Linked DNA regions of Homo sapiens: all the other regions are linked to region 3. A link is an interaction called in ENCODE POLR2A ChIA-PET data of the cell type or tissue named here. Cell type or tissue: OCI-LY7. All regions are shown on one strand. Each heading gives the region's core, and the rest is flanking DNA. Links, peaks and the distances in the headings are about the cores only.

Region 1 (10,678 bases), core at 4,416-9,415, 320 kb before region 3:
TTAAATGACCCCAAATGTTATGTGTTGTTTTAAAAGGAGATAATAGGAATAACTGAGGTTTCTTGAGTAGTTGTCTTGCTATACACCTACGCACCAGTTTTTTTCCACCAGTTTTCTAATCGTCACAATTTTTTAGGGTAGGTGCACTGTCCCTATTATACAGGTAAGAAAACTCAGGCATGGAGAGATTACATAGCTTTCCTCAAGGTCACACTGCTATGTAGTGGCAAAGCTGAGATTAAAACTCAGGCATTCAGCGCTTTTACTAATCACACTAGGATTAGTATGGTGTAAGAATACGCCCTCTGGATTTGAATAAATTGCCAAGATTAATAATAGTTAATAGGATTTAAGGAAGAAGATAAATTTGTTATTCTTTTAAGAAAAAGGAAAGGGGTGAAGAGAATACTATTCATCAGGGGTCTAGTTACAATTTATAAAACTCAATACAGACTAGTTAAGGCAGAAAAAAGCATGCATTGGCTGTCTTAATTAAGAAGTCTTAACATAAAAAAAAGATGAGAAATCCCTGAGAGAAACTAGCCTCAAAATCCAGTCTCATCATCAGTACTGTCCATCTGTCTAGTCTGATGTCTGTTAGCCTCATTCAGCTTACTACTAATGAACTCCTTGGGATAGAAGGTGGAATATATGTGTGTAATTAGTGATGATTGAGAGACAAGGCCACAGGCAGCTCTAGGTTTGTTTTCTCTCTACATAACACATTCAGAAAGAAAATCTGAGAGCTTATCTCTCTCACATCTACATTTAAAATCTCAGGGAATGTTCTGGTCCCAGTTTGGATCATGTGCTAATTGATCTCTGAGTCATTCACTGAAAAGGAAGATGGGGGGATATGATTGACCAGGCAGGCCTGGAGGTCTTATTCTTGGGATAGAGGACCTGCAGTTAAGCCCCATATTGACACATGATTAGTTAGGGAGAGAAAGGATTGTATAGTAGCTAGGCCAGGAATACGGATCTGTTATAAAGATTATAGTTAAGTGGTGAGTCAAACACCACTGGATATTTTATTTGTAATCCCATTGTATCATCATAGCTTTATTACAAAGTGATTAACGTCTCCATTTTTTAGATGAGGAAGCAAAAAATCAGAGAATTCAAGTAAAATGCTTAAGATCTCAAAATTTGACAGGACTAACGTAGTAGGTAAACACAAATCTGACAGAATCTTCACGAGGTTTTCAGCACAGAGCAGTGAAAATTGATTTTTATTACAATGAAGATGAAAGTCAATTAGGTGGCATTTCTGAGAAAGGTAAAATTAGTGGCCATCTAAAAAGGGTGGGGATTTTAATAAATATTGTAGTTCTTCGAATAAAATTGAAAAGAGTATGTCTGGTGTCTAGATCTCTTAAAAATTTTTTAGCATATATGGAGGTTTTTATCATGTAACCTATTGATACCTAATTGAAGTGGCCTCTTATATTTAATTCCATAATCTACTTTTTCTCTTAGAGTTTAACCCAGTGCAACAGCCACAATTAAATGAGAAAGTACTGAAAGACAAGCGTAAAAAGCTGCGTGAAACCTTTGAACGTATTCTACGACTCTATGAAAAAGAGAATCCAGATATTTACAAAGAATTGAGAAAGCTAGAAGTAGAATATGAACAGAAGAGGGCTCAACTTAGCCAATATTTTGATGCTGTCAAGGTAATCAAGGTTTTTTTTTTGAGAGATAAACTAAAATATTATACAGATTGAGTATCCCTTATGCAAAGTGCTTGGGACCAGAAGTGTTTTGGATTTAGGGTTGTTGGGTTTTTTTTATATTTTGTTTTGTTTTTGTGTATATTTGCATATATTTTGGGGATGGAACCCTAGTCTAAGCATGAAATTTATGTTTCATATACACATAGCCTGAAGATAATTTTATAAATTTTGTGCATGAAACAAAACTACGACCCATCACATTAGGTCAGGTGTGGATTTTTCCACCATGGCATCATATGGGAGTCAAAAAGTTTAGGATTTTGGAGCATTTTAGATATTCAGATTAGGGATGCTCAGCCTATACTTAGATTTAAAAAGTTAATGGGAGAATGTCATGTTGAACCTCTTCCTTATAGCAGTTTCTTCTAAAACTAAACATATACCTACTGTGTGAACCTGCAAATCTAATCCTCTTTATTTAAACAGAAGAAATTAATTCAAAAACTTGGATCAGCCTAAGTGTTCACTAATAGGATAATGGATAATTAAACTGTAGCATATTTATACAATAGAATACTATTCAGCAATAAAAGGAATAATCTAATACTCAAAACAGCATGGAATAAAAAAAGAAAAATTGTGAGTAAATCTCAAAAACATGCTAAGTTTATCTCATTGTTATGATTTCATTTTTATGAAATTCTAGAATAGTCACAGATAATCTGTGCAGGAAAAAAAAATGTAGCCGTGGTTGCCTTGGGGGATGATATTAGAGATGGATTGGGAAGGAGTATGAGGTATATGCATTTGTCAAAACTTACTGAATTTGTAAATTTCGTAAATTTTACCTCAAAATAAAGATGGGAAAAAATCAAATGCTATAATTTCTGTAAAGGAGGTAATATGTCTCCCATTTTACAGATGAAGGCACAGGTTACCTTGCTTAGTCAAACTAAGCTAATACACAACAGAAATTCAACATAGGCAAGCTAATGAGCCCAACCTCCACCACTGGATATATACTATTTGTTAGTTGACATATATTATTTTTCTTTTTTTTGTTTATTTTTTGTTTTTGAGACCGAGTCTCACTCTGTTGCCCAAGCTGGAGTGCAGTGGCACCATCTTGGCTCACTGCAACCTCTGCCTCCCAGGTTCAAGCAATTCTCCTCCCTCAGCCTCCTGAGTAGCTGGGACTACAGGCACACGCCACCACAACTGGCTAATTTTTGTAGTTTTATTAGAGATGGAGTTTCACCATATTGGCCAGGCTGGTCTCAAACTCCTGAGCTTGTGATCGACCTGCGTCAGCCTCCCAAAATGCTCGGATTACAGGTGTGAGCTACCACGCCCAGCCTGACATGTATTTTTCTATCACATGTTAAATAGGGTAGTTCTGGTGCTAGATACTTGTAACAGTTGGCTTTCTCTAGACAACAGCTGTTTCGAATCATCCAAAAAGAATTACCTGATAAGAGGAGAAAAAAAACAGCTGGGTTCTGACGTTTTTAGAAGTAAAGATTTCTTTCAGTTCTTTGACAATGTGGAAGTATTGACGTAAGGTTATTTTTCTGGGGGTTTTTGGTGATATTTATGTTAGTTGGAAAGCATGTCCAAGTTACGAAACAGCTGACTTGTCATTTTTAGTGTTTAGTTAGTAGATGACTTTTTTATCATACTACTGAATGGTTCTCTGTTTCAGAATGCTCAGCATGTGGAAGTGGAGAGTATTCCTTTGCCAGATATGCCACATGCTCCTTCCAACATTTTGATCCAGGACATTCCACTTCCTGGTGCCCAGCCACCCTCTATCCTAAAGAAAACCTCAGCCTATGGGTAAGGAAGCAGTGTCACAATCAGAGAGCATTTAGTAAAGGCACAAGTTGACTGTCCAGTGCCAAAATTAATGCAGAGGGAAATAAAAGACAATATGGATGTAAACAGTGTGACATTTGATTAAATGTAAAATAAGAAATCCCTTGAAAATTGTTTAGAAGAGAAAATAAATATCTCATTACTGTTAAGTGATTACTGTGGGGGTTTTTTTGTTTTTGTTTTTTTTTTTAACAGACCTCCAACTCGGGCAGTTTCTATCCTTCCTCTTCTTGGACATGGTGTTCCACGTTTGCCCCCTGGCAGAAAACCTCCTGGCCCTCCCCCTGGTCCACCTCCTCCTCAAGTCGTGCAGATGTATGGCCGTAAAGTGGGTTTTGCCCTAGATCTTCCCCCTCGTAGGCGAGATGAAGACATGTTATATAGTCCTGAACTTGGTGAGAAGTGACTGTTCTTTTGCTTTTATAACTATCATTTTTTATGTTGGCCCTGTTTAACATATTGTTCACCACCCTCAGAACTTAGAAAGTAAATGAGAGGGTATCATGTACATAACTAATATACATACAGTTGGATAAATCATAGGATCTTCTCAAGTAAAAGCATCATACATAAGTATAGAAATGTTTATCGTGTTTTAAATTAGGCTTTTCCTGGAGATGTCACTCTTGCTGCTAATCCTTTAAGACTTGTATATCTGGTTCCCTTTTAGCTTTATTGTCATCAGACTAGAGCGTCATTGTATACATTCACTGACTGTGTATGTGTATACAAACATGATTGTTGCTAAAGGAGGAAATGGGTTTTCAAATTAGAACTCTTTTTAAAAAAATCTTAAATTACCAAAAAGAAGTGTTTAAAATTATTGGCAGAGGAAAATTTTGTTAGACTGTATGAGTAGCTATATATACAAGAATTTTTTTTTTTTTTTTTTGGTAAGAATTAAGTTGTTACAGTCTGAGTTGAATAGCATAATTTTCTGTATTTCTGGGTACCATGTAGTGGAGGGTCCAATCATACTACTTCTCCATGTTCCCTTCCCACTTTTCAGCCCAGCGAGGTCATGATGATGATGTTTCTAGCACCAGTGAAGATGATGGCTATCCTGAGGACATGGATCAAGATAAGCATGATGACAGTACTGATGACAGTGACACCGACAAATCAGATGGAGAAAGTGACGGGGATGAATTTGTGCACCGTGATAATGGTGAGAGAGACAACAATGAAGAAAAGAAGTCAGGTATGTGCAGATGAAGGATTCATGGTATTGATCAATAAAGAGAAAACAAGCTGAAGGTCCTAATTTATTAATGAATCTGTGAGAGTACTCTGAAATCTTTGGAAGTCGGGATCATAGCTGTGTTCATCTTATATATTAAAATTTTGAAAGTTTTTGACACAGTAAGTACTCAGTGGATGTTTATGAGGAAAAGCATTAAACTGTATGTAATAAAAATGTCTATGTAATAAAGTTCACTTTGGGGTAAAAGGTATAACTATTCAACAGCATAAACGTATTATGGGTATGTTACAGGAAAGAAAGGAGAGTAGCCATATTAAGAAAAACATTGATGTTGTATTTTATAAATCTGTTTAAATATCTACCTTTGAAGCCCTTTTATGGTATCTTACATGAACCAGGATCATAATTATAACCCAGGTACACTCATGAGTGGAATCATGAAACATATTATATCTATAATGTGTGTGTTTGATTATTAAAAAATTCAAATAGGACATTTGTCAAGAAAATTTTAAGCATCATAATGGGTACTGACAGTGGAAAATGCACACCAATTCTGTCAAACCTCAGCAATTTTGGAGCTTCTTTTGGGATTGTTTATGTGGCCTACAACAGAATATATAATACTATGTAATATTAATATTGATAATGACAAATTTTTCTCCTGCTGTGTCTTAAGAATCATGGTTGCAAGAACAAAAAAGCTGGTTAAAAATGATAGAGCTGGTAATGAAAGATAATTATAGAGGACTATTAGGTAGGAACTAGGACTGGAAAGTAGAAAGCCATTAGAGCCATGGCAGCTCCATTTTTTTCTGGGTCTGTGTGGTCTCTTGCCTTCTTTTCCTTTTATTCTGCCTACAGATTTTTTTTCTTTTTTTCCTTTTTTTTTTTTTGAGACAATCTCACTCTTGTCGCCCAGGTTGGAGTGCAATGGCACAATCTCAGCTCACTGCAACCTCCATCTCCTAGGTTCAAGCGATTCTCCTGCCTCAGTCTCCCAAGTAGCTGGGATTACAGGCACCCGCCACCACACCCAGCTAATTTTTGTATTTTTAGTAGAGACAGGGTTTCACCGTGTTGGCCAGGCTGGTTTCGAACTCCTGACCACAGGTGATCTGCCCCCCTCGGCCTCCCAAAGTGCTGGGAATACAGGCATGAGCCACCAACCCAGCCAGATTTTTCTTATATATTCTCATCAACACACATGTTCTGAAAATGGCCGTCCCAACTCTGAGTTGATACTCACTCAGCTAATATTTATTGAGTTTTTACTATATACGGCATTTTTTCTAGGCACTAAGGATACAGGGTAAACAAAACTAAAGTTCTGTTCACATGGAACTATTCTCCTAAAATGTTTACCAACTAAAAATACTCCTATCCAGTGTCTAATGGATAGCCTTTGTCAGTTAAGTTCTTTTTATTCTTAGCTTGCTAATAGGTTTTTTTTAATCATAAATATTTTTTAGGTATCTGTTGGGATGTAACTTTTTTTGTTTTTTTTAAGTTCTTTAGTGAATTAGATTGCTGGCTTTTAGAACACTTGGATTCAACTTGCTTGTATTTTTTTTCCTTTTTGTAAATTTTAATTTTGATAGTTTTTGGAGAACAGGTTGTGTTTGGTTACATGGATGAGTTCTTTAATGGTGATTTCTGAGATTTTGATGCATCCCTCACCCAAGTAGTGTATATACTGTACCCAGTTTGTAGTCTCCTTTCCTTCACTCCCCTCCCACCCTTCCCCACTGAGTCCCCAAAGTCCATTGTATCATTCTTAGGCTTTTGCATCCTCATATCTTAGCTCCCACTTATAAGTGAGAGCATACAATATTTGATTTTTCATTCCTGAATTACTTCACTTAATTGCCTCCAACTTCATCCAAGTTGCTGTAAAGGCCATTATTTTGTTCCATTTTATGGCTGAGTAGTATTCCATGGTGGATATATACCACATTTTCTTTAACCACTGGTTGGTTGATGACATTTAAATTAGTTTCATATTTTTGCAATAGCAAATTGTGCTGCTATAAACATGTGTAACTTGCTTATATTTTATGTTGGCCAGTAGATGAATTTTGGTATCATGGTTAGGCTAGTTTCATGAGTTGGGTAACATTTCATCTTTTCCTATGCTCTTTATCAGATTTCTGTAACTTAATGTTTGGCTGAATTTCCTCCTAATATTATTTGTAGCCTTTAAGGAGTAGATCTTCAACTACCATTTAAGTTTTGTATATTCTGGGCTTATCACTTCTTTGGCCAACTTTAGTAATTTATCTTTTCTTGAAAATTGTTTTTATCTGGGTGTTCGTATCATTAGTATAGCTATCTCATCCTGCACCTCTGCCAAGTAGTGGGTAGCAATCATATCTAGTACTTTATAGTGCTACGTAGTAAACATTTACTGAATTTTGTTGATGCCAATCTACTCCACTCCCTCCTTTGTCCCCTTAGGTCTGAGTGTACGGTTTGCAGATATGCCTGGAAAATCAAGGAAGAAAAAGAAGAACATGAAGGAACTGACTCCTCTTCAAGCCATGATGCTTCGTATGGCAGGTGAGGCAGGGAAAAAATAGTGAATCACCTTTTGGTGTATCCTCACGCTAATTACTTTACATACGTTTTTCCATTTAGTATCTCAGCAACCTTCAAGTAAGTAATAAGTCCTTGTTTTACAAAAATAAGGTTTGGAACCATTATATAGGCTGCCTAAAGTTACACAGCAAGTAAATGGTGGGGCTGGCATTTAAATATTGGTCTGTCTGGTTTTAAAGCCTGAGTTCATTCCACTATGCTGCATTAACATAGATAAGTAGAATGTTATTTCTTTCACATCTAAGTATTTTATTGAAGAAGACTATTTGGTTTTTAATTTTGAGAACACATTTATTAACCATGTGTATTCAGTCATTGCTGTTCTCCAAACTGTAAGAAAATGAATCAACTCCATTTACTGGGTTTAAAATTTCTTTCAGGTCAAGAAATCCCTGAGGAGGGACGGGAAGTAGAGGAATTTTCAGAGGACGATGATGAAGATGATTCTGATGACTCTGAAGCAGAAAAGCAATCACAAAAGCAGCATAAAGAGGAATCCCATTCTGATGGCACATCCACTGCTTCTTCACAGCAGCAGGCTCCGCCGCAGTCTGTTCCTCCTTCTCAGATACAAGCACCTCCCATGCCAGGACCACCACCTCTTGGACCACCACCTGCTCCACCATTACGGCCTCCTGGGCCACCTACAGGCCTTCCTCCTGGTCCACCTCCAGGTAAACACTTACATAATGTGAATAAAGTTTAAATGAGGTTAGAATGAAGTCATTCCAAAAAATACTATGTGTTGTTAGTGTTCATGTTTTCTTGTTTCCTCCTAATTGGATTCTCTTAAGATGTGAAGGATTCTCAAAGGACAAGTAAAGGTTGTTCATTCCCAAACCATTGTTTGCAACTCATAGTTCTACTGACAGCCACCTGTTTTTCTCCAGAGCACTCTTGTTTTCACAGTTTTTCTTATTACAGCAGACAGAAACTTGAACATGTAATGGAGGTTTTCTTTAGTATTGCTTTTTAGTATGATAGGTTGACCTAGCTCTAAATTGGCAGCAGGTGGGAGTAAGACACAGTTAATAATGTCTTGTGTTCTTAGGTTAGGAATGTTGAATGTCAGTGTAATCTCCATAGTTTTTTAGTTGTAGTTCTTTTTTAGAGGCAAAGGTGATTAGTCTGTTTATTAAGTGTTCAGTTTGAAAGTATAAAAAGATTATTTATGAAATGAAGCAACAGAGAACTTTTCAGCTATTTGTGATTTTAGTCCTTCATCCTATTGTCAGCCTACTAAGTTTTCTTCAGTTGAGCTAATCATTTTCCGATTGGTGCAAAGCAAAGTTACCTATTTTATGTCATTCTTAGTGGTCTTTGTCTATATATTCATGAGTTTCAAGGGGTCCTTAAAGCATTGTGTTTTATATTCCATTTTCAGCTTATACTGGAACCATTTAAGAATTCTTATCACCTTTGTATATTTCCAACATTGCGGAGCTGTGATTGAATATGCTTTTTGTCAGTGTTGGGAAATAAAGTGAAAAGATCCACAACAAATCCAGTACCATTTTTCTGGTGCTCAGATATATTTTTTTTTTTAAGACGGAGTCTTGTTCTGTCACCCAGGCTGGAGTGCAATGGCGCAATCTCAGCTCACTACAAGCTCCGCCTCCCGGGTTCACACCATTCTCCTGCCTCAGCCTCCCAAGTAGCGGGGATTACAGGTGTCTGCCACCATGCCCGGCTAATTTTTATGTATTTTTAGTAGAGATGGGGTTTCACCATCTTGGCCAGGATGGTCTTGAACTCCTGACCTTGTGATCCACCCACTTCAGCCTCCCAAAGTGCTGGGATTACAGGCATGAGCCACCATGCCCGGCTGTACTCAGATATTTATTGAATGAATTCTGTTTCCATGTATGTTTCATTAACTTCTTGAAGTTAATCTGATTTCAGGTTAAAGTCAAACCATATTTGAGTTACTTTTAAGCCATAATTATTACTTAGTGTACATTTGTGTGACATTAATTTATCATTTTTCTCTTTTCAGGAGCTCCTCCATTCCTGAGACCACCTGGAATGCCAGGACTCCGAGGGCCCTTACCCCGACTTTTACCTCCAGGACCACCACCAGGCCGACCCCCTGGCCCTCCCCCAGGTCCACCTCCAGGTCTGCCTCCTGGTCCCCCTCCTCGTGGACCCCCACCAAGGCTACCTCCCCCTGCACCTCCAGGTGATGCTTTCAATTTCTATAATAAAAACTTAGCCTGCTGTTTATTTAATTTGCTCTAAGACATATGGTCACATTTCAGTATTCTGAAATCTGAGGTCATCTTACAGTCAGTGGTGGTTTTTAAGTTGCCGTTGACCTGGCTTGAAGTACAGTTCTTCCAGTGGGTATTTGCACTTGGTTCACTTGAGGAACTTGTAGCCAGAGAACATGGGATTAAATTCTCTATTTGATAATTTTTTGGTTTTAGTTGTAGTTACGAAGCCGTTTCATGCATCTGCATGAGTACCAACTTAAAGTTTAAAATTAGAGTGTTTTTTTCCCTTACCTCTACCTAATGTCAAGGTTAGACATGCAGATTTTCTTGTGGGCTTGTTTTATGTGGTAGGTATATTTCTAGTTTACAACACTGAAATGTCCCAGTTTCATGTGAATATCTGCTTTTCAGTGCCCCAGCTGGGGCTTTTTTTCCTCTCTCTCTCTCAGTGGTACACAGAATAATTATGAGTTTGTAATCAATAGGATCTTAGATTTGATAAAATGTACTTAATATTTCATTTAAAAGTGGTATTTGAAGAACTGAAATCTGCAGTTCTTGGTATATGAATATTGTGTATGTCTGAACTGTCCATAGGACATGAGTTCTTTTCCAGTAATGATGACAGATTGTGATTAGTTGCATTCTCTTACTCCATGTGCATTGTTTTTTTCTTTGAGACGGAGTTTCATTCTTCTTGCCCAGGCTGGAGTGCAATGGCGCGATCTGAGCTCACTGCAACCTCCGCCTCCTGGGTTCAAGCAATTCTCCTGCCTCAGCCTCCCAAGTAGCTGGGATTACAGGCGTGCACCACCACGCCCAGCTAATTTTGTATTTTTAGTAGAGACAGGGTTTCATCATGTTGGTCATCAGGCTGGTCTCGAGCTCCTGACCTCAAATGATCCACCCGCCTCAGCCTCCCAAAGTGCTGGGATTACAAGTGTGAGCCACCATGCTCGGCCTCCGTATGCATTTGATGACCAGGGTTAAAATTTTATTTCCTGCCCATTGACCTTTTTGTGCAGGGGAAATGGTATGGAATATAATGCATGGGGATCAGTCTCCTGACCTTGTCCTTACTAATACCTGCACTATGCAGCTGGAATAGAACC
Region 2 (10,678 bases), core at 3,596-8,595, 250 kb after region 3:
TAATAATAAAGGGATCAATTCAGTGAGAGGATATAACAATTCTAAATAAATATGTACTCAACACTGGAGCACTCAGATATATAAAGCAAATATCATTAGATTTAGGGGGAGAGATAGATATCAATACAATAATAGTTGAGGACTTAAATGCCCCACTGTCAGCATTGGGCAGATTATCTAGACAGATAATCAACAAAGAAACACCGGATTTAAACTGCACCATAGACCAAATGGACCTAACAGACATTTACAGAATATTTTATTTAATAGTTGCAGAATAACTCATTTTTCTCATCAGCACATGGAACATGCCATATGTTAGGCTACGAAGCAAATCTCAACAAATTTTTAAAAATTGAAATCATATCAAGTATCCATGTTGCCCACAATGGAATAAAATTAAAAATCCATCACTAGAGTAACTTTAGGAAGTGTACAAATACATGGAAATGAAATAACATGCTTCTGAATAACCAATGGGACAATAAAGAAATTAAGAAGAAAATTAAAAATTTTTTGAATCAAATGAAAATAGAAACACAAAATACCAAAACCTATGGGAGATATAAAAAACAGAGCACGGTGGCTCATGCCTGTAATCCCAGCACTTTGGGAGGCCAAGGCGGGTGGATCACGAGGTCAGGAGATAGAGACCATCCTGGCTAACACAATGAAACCCTGTCTCTACTAAAAATGCAAAAAATTAGCCAGGTGTGGTGGCGGGCGCCTGTAGTCCCAGCTACTTGGGAGGCTGAGGCAGGAGAATGGCGTGAACTGGGAGGCAGAGCTTGCAGTGAGCAGAGATCGCGCCACTGCACTCCAGCCTGGGCGACAGAGCAAGACTCCGTCTCACAAACAAACAAAACAAAACAAAAACAAAAACAAACAGGAATAAGTCGGAAGTTGATGGCAATAAACAGCTATGTCAAAAAACTAGAAATTTTTTAAATAAACAATCTAATTATGTAGCTTGGGAGACTAGAAAAGCAAGAAGAAGCCTAAGTCAAAATTAGTAGAAGGAAAGAAATTATAAAAATTAGAGCAGAAATAAACATAGTTGGGACTAGAAAAATGCAAAGGATCGATAAATCAAAAAGTTGGTTTTATGAAAAGATAAAAAAATTAGACAAACTTTTAATTAGACTGAGAAAAAATGAGAGAAGACCCTAATAAATAAAATCACAAATAAAAAAGGAGACATTACGACTGATATCACAGAAATACAAAGGATCATTAGAGACTATTGTGAACAACTATACATCAACAAATTGGAAAACCTAGAGGAAGTGAATAAATTCCTGGACACATACAACCTACCAAGGTTGAACCGTAAAGAAATAGAAAACCTGAATAAACCAACGATGAGCAAAAAATTGAATCAGTAATAAAGTCTTCCAACAAAGAAAAGCCCATGACCAGATGGCTTTACTACTGAATCCTACAAAATTTTTAAAGAACTAACACCAATTTCTCTCAAATTACTCAAAAAAATTGATGGGGTGGAAATTCTTCCTAACTCATGAGGCTGGCATTGCCCTAATACCAAAACCCGACAAGGACACAACAACAACAGCAAAAAACTGTAGGCCAATATCCCTGATGAACATAGCTACAAAAATCCTCAACAAAATACTAGCAAACCAAATTCAACAGTACATCGAACAGATTATACCCCATGATCAAGTGAGGTTTATCTCTGGGATTCAAGGATGGGGCAACATACATAAATCAATAAATGTGATATATCATATCAACAGAATGAAGGACAAAAACAATATAATCTCAATATCATTCTGCATCTCAATATCTTTCCGTTTTTGAGAAAATTTAACATCCCTTCAAGATAAAAAAAACTCAACAAATTAGGTATATAAGGAATATACCTCAAGACAATAAACTCCATGTATGACAAACCCGCAGTTAACATCATATTGAACAGGTAAAAGTTGAAAGCATTTCCTCTTAGAACTGGAGCAAGACAAGGATGCCCACTCTCATCACTCTTCTGCGGCATAGTATTGGAAGTTCTAGCCAGAACAATTAGGCAAGAGAAAGAAATAAAGAACATCCAAGTTGGAAAGGAGGAGATCAAATTGTCTGTTTGCAGATGACATGAATGTTTGTGTGTGTGTATATATACATATGCATATATATATACATATGCATATACATATACATATACATATACACGGTAGTAGTCATCTCTCTTTACAAACAAGATATATGACTGGTTGTACTGCTTGAAGTTTTTCCCACTAGCAGAATTTCCCTTAGCTATTGTTTTGAGGGACATTGTATTATACTATAGTACTACAGCAATGAAACTACATTTTACACTAAATGTAAGCATTTAGTGTAAAACCATCTATAAACCCACTCTTAGTTAAGTGGCTGTAAGGAATTTTCCATGAGGCCATGCATGTATATTGAGGGGAGGTAACGAAGCAGGAATAGATGTTCTGGAAATCTGCGGTCCCTGTTTAAGCAACCAGCTTGTGCCCTCAGTACCTTTTGAGACTGATATAATATACATTATTTCCACTTTGTGATGAACTAGCTGCTGTGTCTGTCTAACACACAATTTGTGACGGGTAGCTCAGTTCTCATGATCATTTGAGTTATGATGATCAGGCATTTAATCTTTGCCAGAGCTCAGTAGAACTCCAAGACATGTTTCTCCAAAGAAGACATGTTATCTGCAGAAGAAAGCAAGCCTTACTTCAAAACTTTAAGTGGAGACATTGTGATTCTTCTATTGCCACGTTCTAGTGGTTCTGAATAGCATTCTTTCTGTTGCAAAAGCTGACTCTTATTGAATCTGCTAGGTCATAAGGTCCAGGTGGCAGAACAGCTTTTAAATTTCATCCAGGACCTGCTGTAGAGCTTTCTTTTACTTGTGGATTCACACTGGCAGTATGCTCAAATATCTATTTGTTGGCTATCAGATCAAGAGAGATCCAAATCATGTGTGTCTCTGTTTTCTTCTCACGAAGTGCAGTGTTCAGCAACTTCTCCTTTATTTTAGAGGAGCTATCTCGACATGACCCAGACTACTGAGCGCCTAGAGATGTCACTGAGGTAACAGAGTATTATCTGCCATCCTGGATCACATATGCGTATCACTTTGACAAATCGGATACTTGCTATTTTCTGCTCATCAGTTCTACTCAGCATGTTGTGATCTGTGAGGTGGGTTGGCATGATGTTCTGTGGCATTTCAAGACAATCAGCGTCTCTGTGAATTCGATCAGAGGTTGATATTTTCTGTAAAGGACCATGTGCTGAATATTTTAGGCTTGTGAGCTGTGTAGCCTGTGTTACAACTATTCAACCCTGTAGTGTGAAAACAGCCATAGATAAATAATATGTGAGCAAATGAGTATGGCTGTGTTCTACCAACACTTCATTTATTATTTTATTATTTATTTATTTTTAAATATCTTTTATTACACTAGTCAGAGAAATTAGAATTTCATTTAATTCTTATTTATCTTTAGATAAATTCATCATTTAATTTTTGTCAACCGTTTAAAAATATGAAGACGATTCTTAGCTTACGGACTATACAAAAATGTATCAGGATGAATTTGGTCTGTGGGTTGCAATTTTCTTATACTTGGGTTAGATTATGGCAGAAAACAAGAAAATTGACATTGACACCTAAGGAAAGACCATGAAAGTATACTGCTGACTCTACCAGGTGAAGGCAAACTGTTCCTGTGATCCTTACACATTGTTATTACAGAAATAAACATATAACACTGCAGAATAGACGCCACAGGCTGTATTGATTCACTCCACTAAAGAAACCATATCTGAAACAGTAGCTGCAACTGAACTCACCACCTAATTTATTTTATGATAATCTATAGTCAGTCTCCATGATACCTCTGCCTTCTGACATGTCATATAAGCAAGTTAAATGGTAATGTAATAGGAATCACTACCTTAGAATCTCAAGTTTTTGATAGTAACACTAATCTCTGCTATTCCTCCAAAGAATTTTAAAGTATAATAAAATACAATTAGTTAGAAATAATTATGTAGAGTATAATGGTGATTTACATATATATGTTTTTATGCATATATATATAACTAACGTATATATTACACTATTAAAATGGTTTTTATTGGCCAGGAGTGGTGGCTCACACTTGTAATCCCAGCTCTTAGGGAGGCAGAGGCAGGAGGATAGCTTGAGCTCAAGAGTTCGAGACCTGCCTGGGCAATATAGTGAGATCCTGTTCTAAAAAAAAAAAAAGTTTTTATTTGGTCATGGAATTATGTTTAATATTTTTTACTTTTGTACTTTTAAATATTTCATTTCTTGCAATGAACATATATTCCTTTACAGTCATAAAAAAAATCTAGTTTGGGCGGGGCGCCATGGCTCACGCCTGTAATCCCAGCACTTTGGGAGGCGGGTGGATCACCTGAGGTCGGGAGTTCGAGACCAGCCTGACCAACATGGAGAAACCTCGACTCTGCTAAAAATACAAAATTAGCTGGGTGTGGTGGTGCATGCCTGTAATCCTAGCTACTCAGGAGGCTGAGGCAGGAGAATCACTTGAACCTGGGAGGCAGAGGTTACGGTGAGCCGAGATCACGCCATTGCACTCCTGCCTGGGCAACAAGAGCAAAACTTCGCCTCAAAAAAAAAAAAAATCTAGTTTGTTTTTTATGTGAATCACTTTTATTTTTAAACTTTTTGTAGAAGCCAGCTGTGGTGGCTCAAGCCTGTAATCCCAGCACTTTGGGAGGCCGAGGTCGGTGGGTCGCTTGATCTCAGGAGTTTGAGATCATCCTGGGCAACATGGTGAAACCCCATCTCTACAAAAAATCCAAAAATTAGCCAGAAATGGTGGCTCGTGCCTGTAATCCCAGCTACTTGGGGGGCTGAGGCGGCAGGATTGCTTGAGCCCAGGAGGCGGAGGTTGCAGTGAGTTGAGACTGTACCACTGCACTCCAGCCTGGGCAGGCAGAGTGGAAACCCTGTCTCAAAAAACAAAACAAAACCCAACTTTTTGTAGATATGAGGTCTATGTTGCCCAGACTTGTCTCAAACTCCTGGTCTCAAGTGATTCTCCTGCCTCAGCCTCCCAAAGTGCTGGGATTATAGAAGTGAGCCACTGTCTCTGGCCTGAATCACTGTTAAAGTCAGAAAACTAAATTTAACTAGATGAGGGTCTATAAATGTAATCCTGAGAATAGTTGTACCAAAACTAACCTCAGCAGATTTAAATGTTTGAATCAAAAGTCACTACACCAATTTCACAACAATTTCAAATAGCTCATTATTCTTATTTTATTCTTTAATTAAATATTTGAATTAACACACATTTGGTCTTTATCATTTTACATATATTTTCAAACAGAATCCTCAAAGCTTTAACTTTTAAGTGAAAGAAAATTAATTAATGGTACATGATTTTTATAAATGCTTCCCATACTAGTGTTAATAGTGTATGAAATACATAACATTAAACTAACTAGACAATTCAGTACTGTTGCGTTTAACCACTGTGTTATTAAGATAGAGGAAGGGCTGGGCGTGGTGGCTCACGCCTGTAATCCCAGCACTTTGGGAGGCCGAGGCGAGTGTATCATGAGGTCAGGAGATTGAGACTATCCTGGCTAACACGGTGAAACCCCGTCTCTACTAAAAATAAAAAAAAATTAGCCAGACGTGGTGGCGGGCACCTATAGTCCCAGCTAGTAGGGAGGCTGAGGCAGGAGAATGGCGTGAACCTGGGAGGCGGAGCTTGCAGTGAGCCGAGATCACGCCACTGCACTCCAGCTTGGGCGACAGAGCGACTCTGTCTCAAAAAAACAAAAAAACAAAAATATTTTGTGAAGACATACCAAGTATGGTGTCCAGACCCTACTTCAGTGAAGGAATTGTTTTCCCAACTACTGGGAGTGCTACGAGGGGAAAGCCTTCAGCTAGCAGTGTCTTCAGGGACTGCATCAGCTTCCTGTGTGACTAAGGTGGGGCACCCTTACCAGGACAGCCTACATCCAGTGATCAAGGTGGAGGTATAAAGGCCTGGCTGTTTTAGTCCACTGTGGGACAACTCTGCCAATTCAGCTTCCTTTTAAGAAAATTAAGCTAGGGTCAGGCGTGGTGGCTCACGCCTGTAATCCCAGCACTTTGGGAGGCCAAGGCGAGTGGATCACGAGGTCAGGAGATCGAGACCACACTAGCTAACACGTTTAAACCCCATCTCTACTAAAAATACAAAAAATTAGCTGGACATGGTGGCGGGCACCTGTAATCCCAGCTACTCGGGAGGCTGAGGCAGGAGAATGGCATGAACCTGGAAGGCGGAGCTTGCAGTGAGCTGAGATTGCGCCACTGCACTCCAGCCTGGGAGGCAGGGATACTGTCTCAAAAAAAAAAAAAAAAAAAAAGAAAATTCATCTGGGATTTTTTTTTCTTTTCTTTCTTGAGACAGAGTCTCGCTCTGTTGCCCAGGCTGAAGTGCAGCGGCGCAATCTTGGCTCACTTCAACCTTGGCCTCCTGGGTTCAAGCGATTCTGCTGCCTCAGCCTCCTGAGTAGCTGGGATTACAGGGGCCTGCCACTGTGCCCAGCTAATTTTTTTGTATTTTTAGTAGAGATGGGGTTTCACCATGTTGGCCAGGCTGGTCTTGAACTCCTGACCTCAAGTGATCTGCCCACCTCGGCCTTCCAAAGTGCTGGGATTACAGGCGTGAACCACCACGCCCTGCCCTTTTTTCTTTTTTCTTTTCTTTTATTTTTTTTGACGGAGTCTTGCTCTGTCACCCAGGCAGGAGTGCAGTAGTGCAATCTCGGCTGGCTGAAAGCTCCGCCTCCCGGGTTCATGCCATTCTCCTGCCTCAGCCTTCCGAGTAGCTGGGACTACAGACGCCCGCCACCACGCCCAGCTAACTTTTTGTATTTTTAGCAGAGACGGGGTTTCACCATGTTAGCCAGGATGGTCTTGATCTCCTGACCTTGTGATTGCCTGCCTTGGCCTCCCAAAGTGCTTGAGATTATAGCCTTCTGTTTTTTTTTGTTTTTTTTTTTTTTTTTTTTTTTGAGCCAAGATATGGCTGTGTTGCCCAGGCTGGAATGCAGTGGAATGAACCCGGCTCACTGCAACCTCCTGGGCTCAAGTGATCCTCCCACCTCAGCCTCCTGAGTAGCTAGGACTACAGGCACCTACCACCACTCCCAGCTATTTTTTTTTTTTTTGTATTTTTTGTAGAGATGGGGTTTTGCCATGTTGCCCACACTGGTCTTGAACTCCTTGTCTCAATCGATCTGCCTTCCTTGGTGTGAGTCACTGTACCAGGCTGGGATTCTTTTTTTTTTTTTATGGCAGCAAGATTTAGTAAAGCGAAAGGGAAAGTAAAGGGAACGCAAAAGTAAAGCTTCCATGTGGTGGAAGGGGACCCAGAAGGATTGTGTTTTTTGGCTTGGGTGTCTTATGCTTATATCCCCTTATGACTCCTCCCCTTTTCTTTTTCTGTCCTATAGGATTGGCTAATTTTCTATCCACTTGTGGGTTGGCAGACCTGATTGGTTAAAAACATCAGGCTGCAGCTAGAGCTTGAACTCCCTATATGATTGGTTGAAGTTTCAATCCCTTAGTTTGTAGCTGTGACTCATTTTGGCTTAGGGGAAAGTCCCCTTTGATTGGTTGAAGTTTCAATCCCTTTAGCTTGCAGCTATGACTAATTTTGGCTTAGGGGAAAATCCCCTTTGATTGGTTGAAGTTTTAATCTCTTAGCTTGCAGCTATGACTCATTTTGGCTTAGGGGAAAGTCACTTTAGGGAAGTCCCTATTGACCCAGGAAGTCCAGCCAATTTAGCCACTTAGTCCCTCAGTCCCCCCTTTCAACAGGAAAGCCCAAGTGCTGTTGGGAAGTTGGATGACGATTGTTCTAGCTACTTCCTGCTGAACTGGGGGGTAGAAGGGGCACTGCAGTTGAGGTTTCCTCAGGAGGGGAGTCTTTGGTGTCGTGGTGTGAGAACAGGTTGGTGGGTGGGTCTAGGGGTGCTTGATAGTAGGTGCTAGTGGTGGTCACTTGGGGCTCCATTTGTAGAACCATTTGCAGCTTCATGGATTCTATTCTGGAAGAGGCAAATTTTACAAGGAGGTTAAAAATGCAGGGTCCAAAGATAAGCAACATCACAATAGCCACCAAGGGCCCCAAGAAGGGGAGAAGCCAGGGCATCCATTGATTGACAATATTCCAAGGTCCTGTGTCTTGGAGCTCTTGTGCCCAGCACTGTATCCCATCTCAAAACTCCTTAACCTTCTTGGTGACAATTCTGGATTGATTAACGAAATAGCAGCACTCTTCTAGAAAAAGAGGTTCCACCTCTTTCAGCTGTTAATAAATCTAAGGCTGTCCGATTTTGAAGGGCTACTGTTGCTAAAGAATTAAGCTGGCTTTGTAAGGTGACCAGCGAATCTGCGATTCATGCCATGTCATCATTTAACTCTTGTGATAATTTGTAATAGAATTGGATGGAGGTTGTAATGCCTCCAATGCCGGTTCCTAGTCCTCCTCGTATCCCAGCTCCTATAATGAATGGTAGGACAGTCCAGGTCAGCTGAGACCCTGGGTTTGACGGATCTTTAAAGGCAAATAAAAATTGAGAGTCAGGATGCAGAGGGATGCAGAAGAAAGTGTCCTTAAGATCTAGGACTGTAAACCATTCTGCTTCCTCTGGTTTCTAGGAGAGTAGAGTATAAGGATTAGGTACAACTGGATACAGAGGAACAACTGCCTCATTGATAATTCTGAGGTCTTGCACTAACCTCCATTGTCCGTTGGGGTTTTGTATGCCTAGAATACGAGTGTTGCATGGACTGTTGCATGGTTTTACTAATCCCTGTGCTTTTAGGTCTTTGACGATCTTTTGTAATCCTTGTTGGGCTTCTGGTCTGAGGGGGTACTGCCTTTGATAAGGAAAGGAGGTAGGATCCTTTAATTTAACTTGAACTGGACAAGCATTTTTTGCTCATCTGTATTGTCCTTCCTCTGCCCAGACATCAGGATTAACTCCCTCCACGAGTAGAGGGCAGCAAACAGGTATTTCTTCTTCTATATTCAAGTTTATTATGGCCCCTCCTTTAGCTAATATGTCCCTCCCTAGTAAAGGAGTAGAGCTCTCAGGCATGATAAGAAAGGCATGTGAGAAAAATAAGGCTCCTCAGTCACAATTTAGAAGGTGGGAGAAATACCTAGTGACTGGCTGTCCTAGGACCCCTTTGATGGTGACAGACCTGGAGGATAGTTGTCCGGGACAGAAGACTAAAACTGAGAAGGCTGTGCCAGTGTCCAGGAGGAAGTTAGTTTCCTGGCCCTTAATGGTTAAGCTTACCTGGGGCTCTGTGAGGGTGATGGCACGGGCTGGCGCCTGCCATGGGTACCCTCAGTCCTGTTGTTGGACCATCAGGTTAGTGGCCTCTGGCCCAGAGGACCTTCACCCTCAGAGGTAGTGTGCCTTCCAGTGATCCCCCTGGCACAAGGGACATGGACAAGGGGGTGGCTTATTTTTGTTTGGGCAGTCCTTTTTGAAGTGCCCCTGTAAGCCGCACTGATAACAAGCCCTGTTAGGCTGGTTGCCTGCCCAGCCCTTCTTTCTTTCAGAGCCACCGAAGTTCGTCTGCCTGAGGGCCATAACTAAGGCGGGGCCATGAGTAAGGTGGCGGCCTTTTTCTTGTCTCCTCTGTCTCATTCAGCCTGCTCCTCCTGATCCCTATTATAAAACACTGAAGTTGCCAAATTCAATAGAGTTTCCAAATTTTTCTTGGGGCCTGGGGCAGACTTTTGAAGGTTTTTTCTAATGTCTGCAGCTGACTGAGTGATAAACTTATCCTTTAAAATTAGTTGGCCTTCAATAGAGTCAGGTGACAAGGAGGTATGCTTTCTTAATGCCTCTCTTAGTCTCTCTAAAAATGCTGTAGGGTTTTCTTCCTTTCCCTTCATTGTGGTTGACATCATTATGTAATTCATTGGCTTTTTTCTGGTCTTTCTTAATCCCTCTAGTATACAAGTCAGTAAATGGCTGTGCTCCAAACTGAGGTCCCAGTGGGGATCCACACTGGGAACCGCCTGTTGGCCTGTAGGGAATTGTTCCCTTTCTTCTGATCTCATTTTATCATTTACCTGGCTTAGGTACCAGAGATCCCCAAACTCCCGGGATGCAGCTAAGGTGGCCTCTTCTTTGTTGGGAGTTAATGCTTGACCTAACAACAACAACATATTTCTCCATGCTAAATCAAAAGATTGTCCTAATCCCTGTAAGATATCTATGCGTCAATCAGGATTATCTGAGAATTTTCCTAGGTCCAGTTTGATCTGTTTTAAGTCTGAGAGGGAAAAGGGGACATGTACTTGCACTGGGCCAAAGTCTCCTTCTCCTCCCACGACTTGGAGGGGGCACAATTGAGGGCCATTGGCGCCTTTTGGTTCCTTGACTTTTTGTCTGGTTCCTTTTGGGCCATAAGGGCCACAGGAGAGTCCTTACTAGTTGGAGGGGGAGCTATGGGGAGACCTGAGTATGGGGGTAGGCTTTGAGGACCCCCAGTAGGATGTAAATTACATTTTTTTTTACATAATTGTGGGTTATCCCTTAGTGAGAAAAAAAACCTATACATATGGCACTTCACTCCATTTGCCCTCTCATTTACAAAAGA
Region 3 (10,678 bases), core at 3,250-8,249:
TGCATAAGCATCTAAGATTCTGAAATTCAACAAATCTAAACAGTCCCTACCAAAACAACCACACATTTGCTGCATCAACAATAATTTCATAACTCAAAGGTTAATTAACAAATAGTTTGCTAAATCACTATGGAAAACATCCTGATTCCTACAAGATATCTGGTGTTTTAAGTATAAATTTCACTGGATAAAACCCCACTTAAATTCAATGTTTTCCTTAATGAGAAGAGTACTTATATAAGTACTGTGCAGATAAATCTTCAAGCAATGGACTGCTGCTATACAGAAGACAAACCATGTTGATTGGTTTCTGAACAGTTTAGGAGATACAGGCTAAATCTTGAAAATTTTGAATTTACAGCTTCTTGAAAGGTAGCAAGCATATGATTCCTGGTGGTAGTGTTAGACTAGTTAAAGCTATTTCAAGATAAGACACATTTAAAAATTGTTGTTTGATCAGTCAGTTATAACTTCTTGGTTACACTCAGAATAAGTCATATCCATCCCTTCCAGAGAAACTACAGTCATTTCTGCCATTTACAGAACATTTGCTGTGGCAGATGACAAATCTGCTAATTTTTAAATTTTTTGTAGAGACGGGGTTTCACTGTGTTGCCCAGGCTGGTCTCAAGAATATAACTCAGAATAGTATTATTTTCCACATGCATTAGTAATCACCAGAGTTTTATAGATATTAGGTGAACATTATTTTGCGCAGCCAAGTAACTTTGAGAAACACTTTATATCTTAAATCATTCTTGGAGATTTACATTATAAATTAGCATAGTAAAGGCTCAGAGAAGTCTGCATCAAGAAAAAAATCAATTTAGCTTTAAACTCAGCATTTCCCAAGCATATTTAACCATGGAACTTTGTATTCATGAAACACCTGTTAACACTGCAGAATAACTAGGAATATGGTTTACAGTTTCTAAATATTATAACTCAGAATATTATTATTTTGGATGTGAATGCTTTTTAAAATTACCTCCACTTTTATTTATATAATGTTAAGTAAATAAATATATACTTTTCTTTAAAATCATTCTTTACCAGTGCCGCTGCTTAAGACAGTCAGAAAAACTAAGTTATACTGCCTTCAAAAGGACATGCACTGTAGTCCTCAAATTAACAAGATGAATATTAATTTTCTGTCTTATCTTTCCACTTAACTCCATAGTCATAGTTCTCTACAGGCAAAACCAAAGCTTCTACTCAATGATTCAACAAATTTACCTGTAGGTAGTAAGTGTATGGTGGTCTGAGATGGTCCACTTGTTGGCACCCCAGATGGTTGAAGAGGCGGTGCTGGTTGTATGGGTTGCAATGGTCGTGACACAGGCTGAGAAGAACTCATGGTTGATACAGGAGTGTGATTTAGTTTTTTGGGGTCTGTTAGTTAAAAGTGAAATATTATGACTGACAAGAAAAAAATCAGGAAATACAAGTCTTTCCTCTATGGACAAATTTTACTTTTGCTTGCCACTTGTGTGTCACATTTACCTCTAAGAGAATAATTTATTTCCATTTTACTTACGTGTATTTTTGCTGATTTGAAAACTGAGTTAAGAGCATATGTAATTTGCTGGTGGTTCTATCACAGATTCAAATTCACGTTTACAGAAATTCAGAAATAATCTTACTTGTAAATCAGTACAATATGTCAACTAGAATAACTCATTACTTGCATAAATATATAATCTACCTACCTATAGGAAGAACACTCTTCTAGACAAATATCTATAAACTGATGAGTTTTCACTGTGATCTTGAATTTCAATTACTACAATTATTTAGGTTCTTTGATAACAGATAGTTGCTTATCATCACTATATAGTCTTTAAAATAGTCAAAGAATGACTAATCTCAAAAAAGGTCTTCAATAGCCTATGAAATAAATATTTGCATCTCAGAAAAAACTCTTAAAAACAGGAAACCACTATGAAGATTGTGACCCAAAAGTCCTTCTATCCAAAATAATCCCCATCAATTTCTGTCCTATAGAATTCCACACTAAATGTAAATAAAACCCAAGGCTTTAACAATGGATACTTTAATGCCATTGGAAAACAGTGTGCTTTAGGAATGTGAGAATTTGAGACAGACCCAAAGGTGGGGCAACAAAAAGACCCCATGAGGCATGGATGCTAGGGAAATGGTGAGAGCACTGAAAACAAACTTTTAGGACTTTACTTTTTAATCCAGAATTAAGCCTACCTGTGTCCTCTCAAAAACCTGTATTTATTTTTTTCTTTAGGGATCCATTATAATAGTCATGGCTGTCTATTAAAAATTAGTGAAAGCAATAGAGATAAGTGAAAGCAATAGAGATAATTTGAAACTTTTAAAGAATAATCATACTGGCTTGAGTTCAACCCGGATGAAGGATGGCATACATTTCTCAATTCAGTTTTAAATAACAAAACCGACTTTACTGTCATATAATCAGTTGTACAGCTATTTAACTTTTGTTTTCCAAAGCTCAACTAGACTGATTCCCCAAAATATTATTTTTAAAATATTTGGGTGTTTTAGAAAAAAGTAATGTCTTTAAGATAATAAGAAGTAACTCAGCACATGATATTATATTTTCCATGTGCAATAATCACCAGTTTTATAGATATGTAGCTGAACGTTATTTTGCACAGCCAAGTAAGTTTGAGAAATACTTTATATCTTAAATCATTCTTGGAGATTTACATTATAAATTAGCATAGTAAAGGCTCAGAGAAGTCTGCATTAAGAAAAAAATCAATTTAACTTTAAACTCAGCATTTTCCAAACATACTTAACCATGGAACTTTATATTCATGAAACACCTATTAACACTGCAGAATAACTAGGAATATGGTTTACAGTTTCTAAATATTATAACTCAGAACATTATTATTTTGGATGTGAACGTTTTTAGAAATTACTTCTATTTTTATTTATATAATGCTAGATAAAAGAAATTAATTCAAATGACCAAAATTAAATGAATACATATATATACAGTATCTGCACTGAAACATAAACAGAGAGAGAAAAAGAACATTTAATGTAGAGACAGAAGAGCTGGATTTTACTCCCAAGACCCTTACTGAGTCTGAATTGTTTTCTCTAAGGCTAACAAGTTTCCTCAAGTCTAAAATGAGTATTACAGGATTTTTTTGCAAGGATCAAGTGAAATAACAGATACAAAAACAGAGGTACTCCAAAAATTACAATATTCTCTTAATTGCTGTTTTCCTCTACACATTGTTCATACTCATTTAAGATTTGATTCTATCCTTTTTTTTTTTTTTTTTTTTTTTTGAGACAGGGCCTCATTCTGTCACCCAGGATGGAATGCAGTGGCATAAACACAGCTCACGGCAGCCTCAACCTCCCAGGCTCAAGCTATCCTCCTGCCTCAGCCTCCCATGCAGCTGGGACCACAGACACATGCCATCACACCCAGCTAATTTTTAAATTTTTTATAGAGACGGGGTTTCACCGCATTGCCCGGGCTGGTCTCAAACTCCTGACCTCTTGCCTCGATCCTCCTGCCTTGGCCTCCCAAAGCACTGGGATTACAGGTGTGAGACACTGCACCTGGCCAAATTTTAAAATTCTAATCTAAAAAACTTCCATTCCAAAAAGAACACAAATAAACCAAGCATAATGCCATAAACATCTGTCTTTGTAGAATACTGTACCGTATTAAGACAAAAAAAATGGTATCAAAACGTTGCTTAGTACAATTACTATTGAAGTACCTTGTGAAGCTCCACTCTCTTCATCATCCATTGTGAGATCAATGACACCACTTGAATCACTGCCAGTGGCTTTTCCACACTGAAAAACAAAACTTCTACATTTTACAAAGAAAACTCTGGCAGATATACGTGTTAAAAAATGAGATGATAAGTGAGGTAAAATGAGACTAATGAGTAACCTGGTTCAATCTGGACCCTTAAATGGCTGTACCTGAATAAAGAGAGTTTGTCAGACAAATGTCCCAGGATACTCATGTGTTAAACATCTACTATATGAAATATAATTTTCAAAAGAAATTCAAGACGTTTTCTTAAAAAAACTAAGCTATCTGTTGCATAGAGCAAATAAGATTAAACAGAAACACTATTCATTTTGTGACATTTAAAATGTTGATCAATACTACTCTAAATTATCAATATTAATCTACCACAACACCAAAGGCAATCATTAAAGCTAGAATTGGGTTATAGAAAATAATCTAAATTTTTGCCCTAAAAAAATGGTATGGTATACTATGAAATCATATGGTATGCTATGCTATTAACTGCACATCCAAGCTGACCAGTAACCCATCATCCAAAATCATGAGAAATATTAGGATTATAAGAAAAACCTTTAAAACCACATGACAGCAACCAAAAAGGAAGGTAAGACGACATAAACCTAAAGAGCCAGGACTCTGAAGTCAGTGTGTCTTACAGTTCTAACTTATTAGCTACCTGATTCAGATGGGTAATTATCTCAATTTCCAATATTTGAATATTGAGGCTATTGTGAGGATTAATCCAAATGTGTATATAAGGTGCTTAACACCATATATGATACATGGCAATTGCTTAATAACTGATAATCACAATTTACTTTGATATATTATACTGAGATCAATTCCAAATGATAAAGGTTTTCATCTGCGATACTCAAGTTGAGAAATTAAAGAAAATAATGCCTTGACTTTATAATATCCAGGCCCAATCCCAAGACAATAATGCAATTCTCATTCTTATAAATCTTTCTACAATAATGATTTCACAGAAAATGGGTTATTTACAAACACCAAAAATCTATAAAATCCCAAACTAAAAGATCCCAAAAATCATCAACAAATGTAAAATAATCTTTCACTACAACATATTATCATTAAGGTCCAGCTTTGAAAAGTGGAACTAACTTAGGACGAAAAAATAAGTCAATACAAACTGACTCTAAGCAGAGCCAGATATTACATCCAGCAGATAAAGACTCGAAAGTAGCTATTAAAAATATGTTTAAAGCCAGGAGCAGTGGCTCGCGCCTGTAATCCCAGTACTTTGGTTGGCTGAGGCAGGCAAATCACAAGGTCAGGAGTTTGAGACCAGCCTGGCCAATATAGTGAAACCCCATCTCTACTAAAAATACAAAAATTAGCCAGGCATGGTGGTGGGTGTCTATAGTCCCAGCTACTCGGGAGGCTGAGGCAGGAGAATCGCTTGAACCTGGGAGGCGGACGTTGCAGTGAGCTGAGATTGCGCGACTGCACTCCAGCCTAGGTGGCAGAGCAAGACTCCATCTCAAAAAAAAAAAAAAATTCAAAGAATTAAATATAATAATAACGAATGCACAAACAGGAAATTTCAAAAGAGAAAAAGAAACTGAAAAAAAAAGAAATAATAAAGCTGAAAAAATAATTACTAAAATAAAAATTAGCTTAATGTAGGCATAAAAGCAGATTGGAGGGGGCAGGAAAAACTCAAATGAAATTGATGCTAGATCAATAGAAATTTTCTAGTCCATAGGACACAAAGAAAAACAGAAGAAAATATGAAAAACGCCTGAAACTTGTGCAATAAGAAACAGTTCAGCAAAACCCTAAATGAGAAGAAACAAAGATCTAAAGAAAAAATTGAATAATAACCAAAAACTTCCCAAATTTGGTGGAAAACATTAGTTTACAAATCCAAGAGGTTCAACGAACCTCAAGCAGAAGAAACACTAAGAAATCATAACTATACACATCATAGTTCAAATACTGAAAACCAATAATGAAAAATTTTGAAAATAAACAGAACAAATTATACGTTATACAGGAGCAAAGAGTAACTGCTGACTATTGGTCAGAAACTATGGAAGCAAGAAGACACTGGAACAACATATTCAAAGTGCCGATAATTTAAAAAAAAAAAAACCTTTAAGAATTCTATATCCAATGATGCTCTCCTTGAAAAAAGGAGACAAAAGATACAAAAGTACATTTTTTAGATACTAAAAAACCAAGAGAATGTATCACTAGCAGATCTACACTGTAAAGATGAGCTTAAGGACATTCTTCAGTTTGAAAGGAAATACCAACTTGGATCATAGGAAGAAGAGGACCAGAAAAGGTAAACATAAGGATAAATATTAAAGACTATATCTATTTTCTGTTCTTAATTTCTTTAAAATTCTATAAGGCAAAAATTAAAAACAATATATTTAGAGATCTACAACATGAAGATTAAAAACAATGTAATATATGTGCAAACAAGACCACAATATATGTGAAAACATGAACGTCATATTTAAGGAAAGCAACTTCATTAAGGAGGTAAATGTACACATAAAATTGCAAGGTTCCTATAATTAAGATTAGATACATACTGTAAACTCTAGAACAACCCCTAAAACACACACACACACACACACACACACACACACACACACAGAGAGAGAGAGAGAGCGCGCTAAAAAGCTAACAGAGGAATTAAGACAGAATGCTTTAAAAAAAACTGATACAAAATAAAGCAGGAAAGAAGGTACACAGAAACCAACAAAAAAAGAAAACAGATGAAATGAATAGAAAACAAATAGCAAAATAGCAGACCTAAACACAATCCTATCAATACTTATATTAACTATAAATGGTCTAAAAACTCCGACCAAAATGTAGAGATTATCAGATGGGATAACACAGCAACAAATCAAGAAATATGATTTTTTTTCTCTTGCGGATTCACTTTAAATATAAAGACACAGATTGAAAGTAAAAAGCTGAAAAAAGTAACATGCAAACAGTAAACATAAAAATGCTGCTGTAGAACCATGAGCCAATTAAACCTCGTCTTTGTAAATCACTGAGTCTCAGGTATTTCATTTTAGCAATGTGAGAAGAGATTAATATAGTGTGTGTGTGTGCATACATTCATATACATATATGGATGACTGAAGATGAACAGAGATTTGAACTAGAGGTTTAAATATGCCAGACATAAGAATATATGCAGTAACTGAATCCCAGGAGTGAATGAGATCTCCCAAGAAGAGATGTAGAGGAAAATCAAAAGCATGTGAATGGCATGGAAACCAAGAGAAACTAATGTTTCAAAAAGGAAGGAGACTGAGTGGTGCTGAATGTTATTAAGAAGTCAAGGTGAAGAAAAATGGGAAAGATCTGGACCAGGGTGGTTTCAGGAAAGAAAGGGCAACAAAAGTTACTGGTGGGGTGCAGGTGGGAAAATAGGTATGCGTATATACCTACATCCCTACACACATTCAAGCTGGGCAATAGCAACTACAAGGTCAAACAGTTGACAGAATATTCACTTGGTGCTGATAAATGATTGCTAATTAGTATAATTTTTATTTTCTAAATAACAAAGAAATGTGTGACTAATTTATAAATGAAAATCATGCTTTTTCATGCTTTTCATAACCACATTTTTTTCATAAAAACGCAACTTGATGGCAACTTTTGTCTCATCATTTACTATTAGCATTTATTCAATAGATAAGGATGCTTACTTAGCATAAAACACTACTAATTAGGGGCAGGGTAATAAGTCAGATATGTAGCCAGATTTCAAGGCATTAGAGGGCAGTTAAGATGTCCTTAAAATACTACACTATAAGGCTATACGATATATGTGGCACTAATATACACTTTGGCTTTAAAAAATAAATATGGATAGATACTTTTATTCTAAAGGCTTTTAATACAATATACATGGAATATTGGTTTTAAACATTCAATTGTTAGATCTGCATTCCTCCAAGAGCATCATTGCCTTTTTCCAATGATCATTTCTTAAACTCTATACACACAGGTAACTTAGAAAAGTAGCAAGATAATGAATACAGGGTCCTACCTCCTTATATGGTTTGGCTATGTCTCCACCCAAATGTCATCTTGAATTGTAGTTCTGATAATTTCCATGTGTGGTGGGAGGGACTGGGTGGGAGGTAACTGAATCATGGGGGCAGTTTCCCCCATGCTATTCTCATAGTAAGTTCTCACAAGATCTGATGGTTTTGTAAGGGGCTTCCCGCTTTGCTCTGCTCTCATTCTTTCCTCCCTGCCCTTATGTGAAGAAGGACATGTTTGCTTCCCCTTGTGCCATGACTATAAGTTTCCTGAGGCCTCCCAAGCCCTGTGGAACTGTGACTCAATTAAACTTTTTTCTTTAAGAGTTAAAAAAAAATGCTGCTGTAACTATGTTAATGTCAGAGAGACAAAGAGGGAAACTTTATAATGATAAAAGTATGGCAAGATTACAAATTATACATAAAAAACACCATGTAATACAGTGTCAAAACCTATGAAGCAAAACTGACAAAATTAAAGGAAGAAATCGATTCACAATCATACCACTCTTAGTAATAGATAAAACCACTACAGCAAAAGGCAATAATCAGTAAACATACAAATAATCCAAATTACACTACTAACCATGCTATATTGACATTTATAAAACATTACACCCAATAGCAGCATAATCTTTTCAAGTGTAATGGTACATTCACTAAGATATATACCATAGATGGGGCTTTATAACACATATTTAATTTGTGTAAAAGTAACAAAGTCATACAGAGGATATTTTCTAAATCCAATAGCATTAAATGAAAAATCAATAATAAAAAATTTGCAAAATCCCCAAATATTACGAAATTAAACAAATTACTAACTAAACAACCCAGGACCCAAAAGGAAATGACAAGGAACTACATGAAATAAAAATGCAACACATGAAAATTTATGGAATGCAGGCAAAGCAGTGCTCAGAGGAATATGTGTATCATTAAATGCTTATATAGATCAAGAAGATCTACAAGCAATGACCTAATGATAAATTATGATTTTTATTGATCATAAACTGACAGATACAATTTATTATCATATACTACAAGTAGTTTCCTGAATAGACTTTCTTTTTTGACAAATAAAATTGGTAATTATTTCCATAATTATTAACTACATTTATAAGATAGTCATGATAGCTAGCACTACTCCAATTAGACTCTGTGCTAAATGCTTTACATGCATTAACACATTTACTCTTCCCAATATTTCTATGTGGTAAGTACTAGCTCTAGCTCTACTTTATAAGTGAAAAATCTAAGGTGTTCAATAACTTGCCAAAGCACCCACTATTAAGTGACAGGCTCCAGGCTGTCTGACTGTAGACCTTATTATTTCTATGCCACCAGGTGGAAATGAACAAACAGAGACATGTATACATATACATGTATCTTTACATCTTTTCCTGACAAAACATTGTCTGAGAAATCTAATCAGAAACACGTTTATGTTTTTACAAACTGAAACCTTCAGTTTGAAATCATTAAAAAATTATATCAAATAGTTTTTAACAGTAGAAATTTTATTAAAAACTTAGCTAATCATGTGTCGTTTTCCAAAACGACCAGTCTCAATAAGCAAACACTAAGAAAATTTCAAGAGAGCAAACATATTGGCTTTGTAGCTTTTTTGTAATGAAACAAGAATATACTTGAAAGGCACACTTCAGCAAATGTGAAGAAAGAGTTCACGCAGAAGAGCTGGTTGTTCATTCCTTGCACATCTCTCCAAGGGAACTTGGACCCATAATTGAGACTTGGTTAGTTATCAAGAACGTTGCCCTTGGAAGTCATGTTAACAATTAATTCTCTTATATACACTCTGAACAGTGAATGAAGATTGATGATGTACACTTGGGTTTCATTGTTGGGATCCTGAGTTTCCAATGCCATGGCCACTTATATAGAAAAATGTCACTATGTGACCAGACCTCCAAAAAACCTCAGACCCTGAGACTCAGTCAGGCTTCTCTGGGAAGACTCTTGGCACATGTCTCTAAGGTTAATAAGCCAGAGAAAAAACAAATTCTGTGCGATCCCAGACAGACGACTTGGAAGTCTTTGCCTGATCTCTCTGAACTTCAACTCTGCAAATTTTTTTCCCTGTTGCTCTTGCTCTATACCTTTTGCTGTGACAAATCATAATGGTGAGTATAACCTACTACTGGGTCTTATGAAATCCTTCTAGCAAATCAGCAAACTTAAAGGTGAATCTTGAGTCCTTCAAAACAACAATTACAGATAGCAACACTATTTTATAGCTTATGTTGATAATTTGAATAAATTTGTTTTTCACTATATAAAACAATTCATTATATAAAATGATATATAGTAATAAAATATACAATAATAAATTATATGCAATATGTTAATAAATACTTATTTGGGGATATCAGATAAATCTTCATTTAACAACTACAGAAAGAGTATTTTACATATTTCATCATTTGCTAATTAACTACAGCTCACAAGCATTTCCACACTAGATGTCCAAGTTTTTTTTTTTTTTTTTTTTTGAGACAGTCTCATTCTGTCACCCAGGCTGGAATGCAGTGGCATTATCTTGGCTTGGCAACCTGCAACCTCCTCTTCCCAGGTTCAAGTGATCCTCCTGCCTCAGCCTCCCAAGTAGCTGGGATTACAAGCGTGCACCACCACGACCAGCTAATTTTTGTATTTTTAGTAGAGACATGTTGGCCAGCCTGGTCTCGAACTCCTGACCTCAAGTGATCTGCCCGTCTTGGCCTCCCAAAGTGCTGGGATTATAGGTGTAAGCCACTGCACCTGGCCTGAGACATCCAGATTTCTTCTGATCTAAATAACCTTAAAGTGTTAACAAGTACAACTA

What was found. ChIA-PET counts read pairs that join two places held together with the same protein. Peaks named below come from ENCODE experiments on the same cell type or tissue, not always from the same donor. Only the 100,000 strongest peaks of a DNase experiment are listed, where the experiment ranks them.
Region 1: POLR2A ChIA-PET joins it to region 3 with 8 read pairs; 2 of 35 experiments call an interaction of 5 or more read pairs at or near these places.
Region 2: POLR2A ChIA-PET joins it to region 3 with 5 read pairs; 3 of 35 experiments call an interaction of 5 or more read pairs at or near these places.

The regions. Positions count from the first base shown.
Region 1 is chr12:14,787,805-14,798,482 of GRCh38, reverse strand. WBP11 (WW domain binding protein 11) reads left to right here. Exons shown (of 12, transcript NM_016312.3): 5 at 1,480-1,676; 6 at 3,379-3,512; 7 at 3,747-3,946; 8 at 4,561-4,752; 9 at 7,213-7,314; 10 at 7,734-8,027; 11 at 9,350-9,532. Among named protein-coding and RNA genes, the nearest start is that of WBP11, 10 kb to the left of the region's middle. In OCI-LY7, for the core only: no CTCF peak of the experiment used is centred there; no DNase peak of the experiment used is centred there.
Region 2 is chr12:14,218,284-14,228,961 of GRCh38, reverse strand. No RefSeq gene overlaps it. Among named protein-coding and RNA genes, the nearest start is that of ATF7IP, 140 kb to the left of the region's middle. RefSeq lists enhancers at 7,595-7,894, 7,736-8,935. In OCI-LY7, for the core only: no CTCF peak of the experiment used is centred there; no DNase peak of the experiment used is centred there.
Region 3 is chr12:14,469,031-14,479,708 of GRCh38, reverse strand. It overlaps ATF7IP (activating transcription factor 7 interacting protein), which reads right to left. Exons shown (of 15, transcript NM_018179.5): 11 at 3,741-3,819; 12 at 1,237-1,392. Among named protein-coding and RNA genes, the nearest start is that of PLBD1-AS2, 56 kb to the left of the region's middle. In OCI-LY7, for the core only: no CTCF peak of the experiment used is centred there; a DNase peak (open chromatin) is centred at 5,828.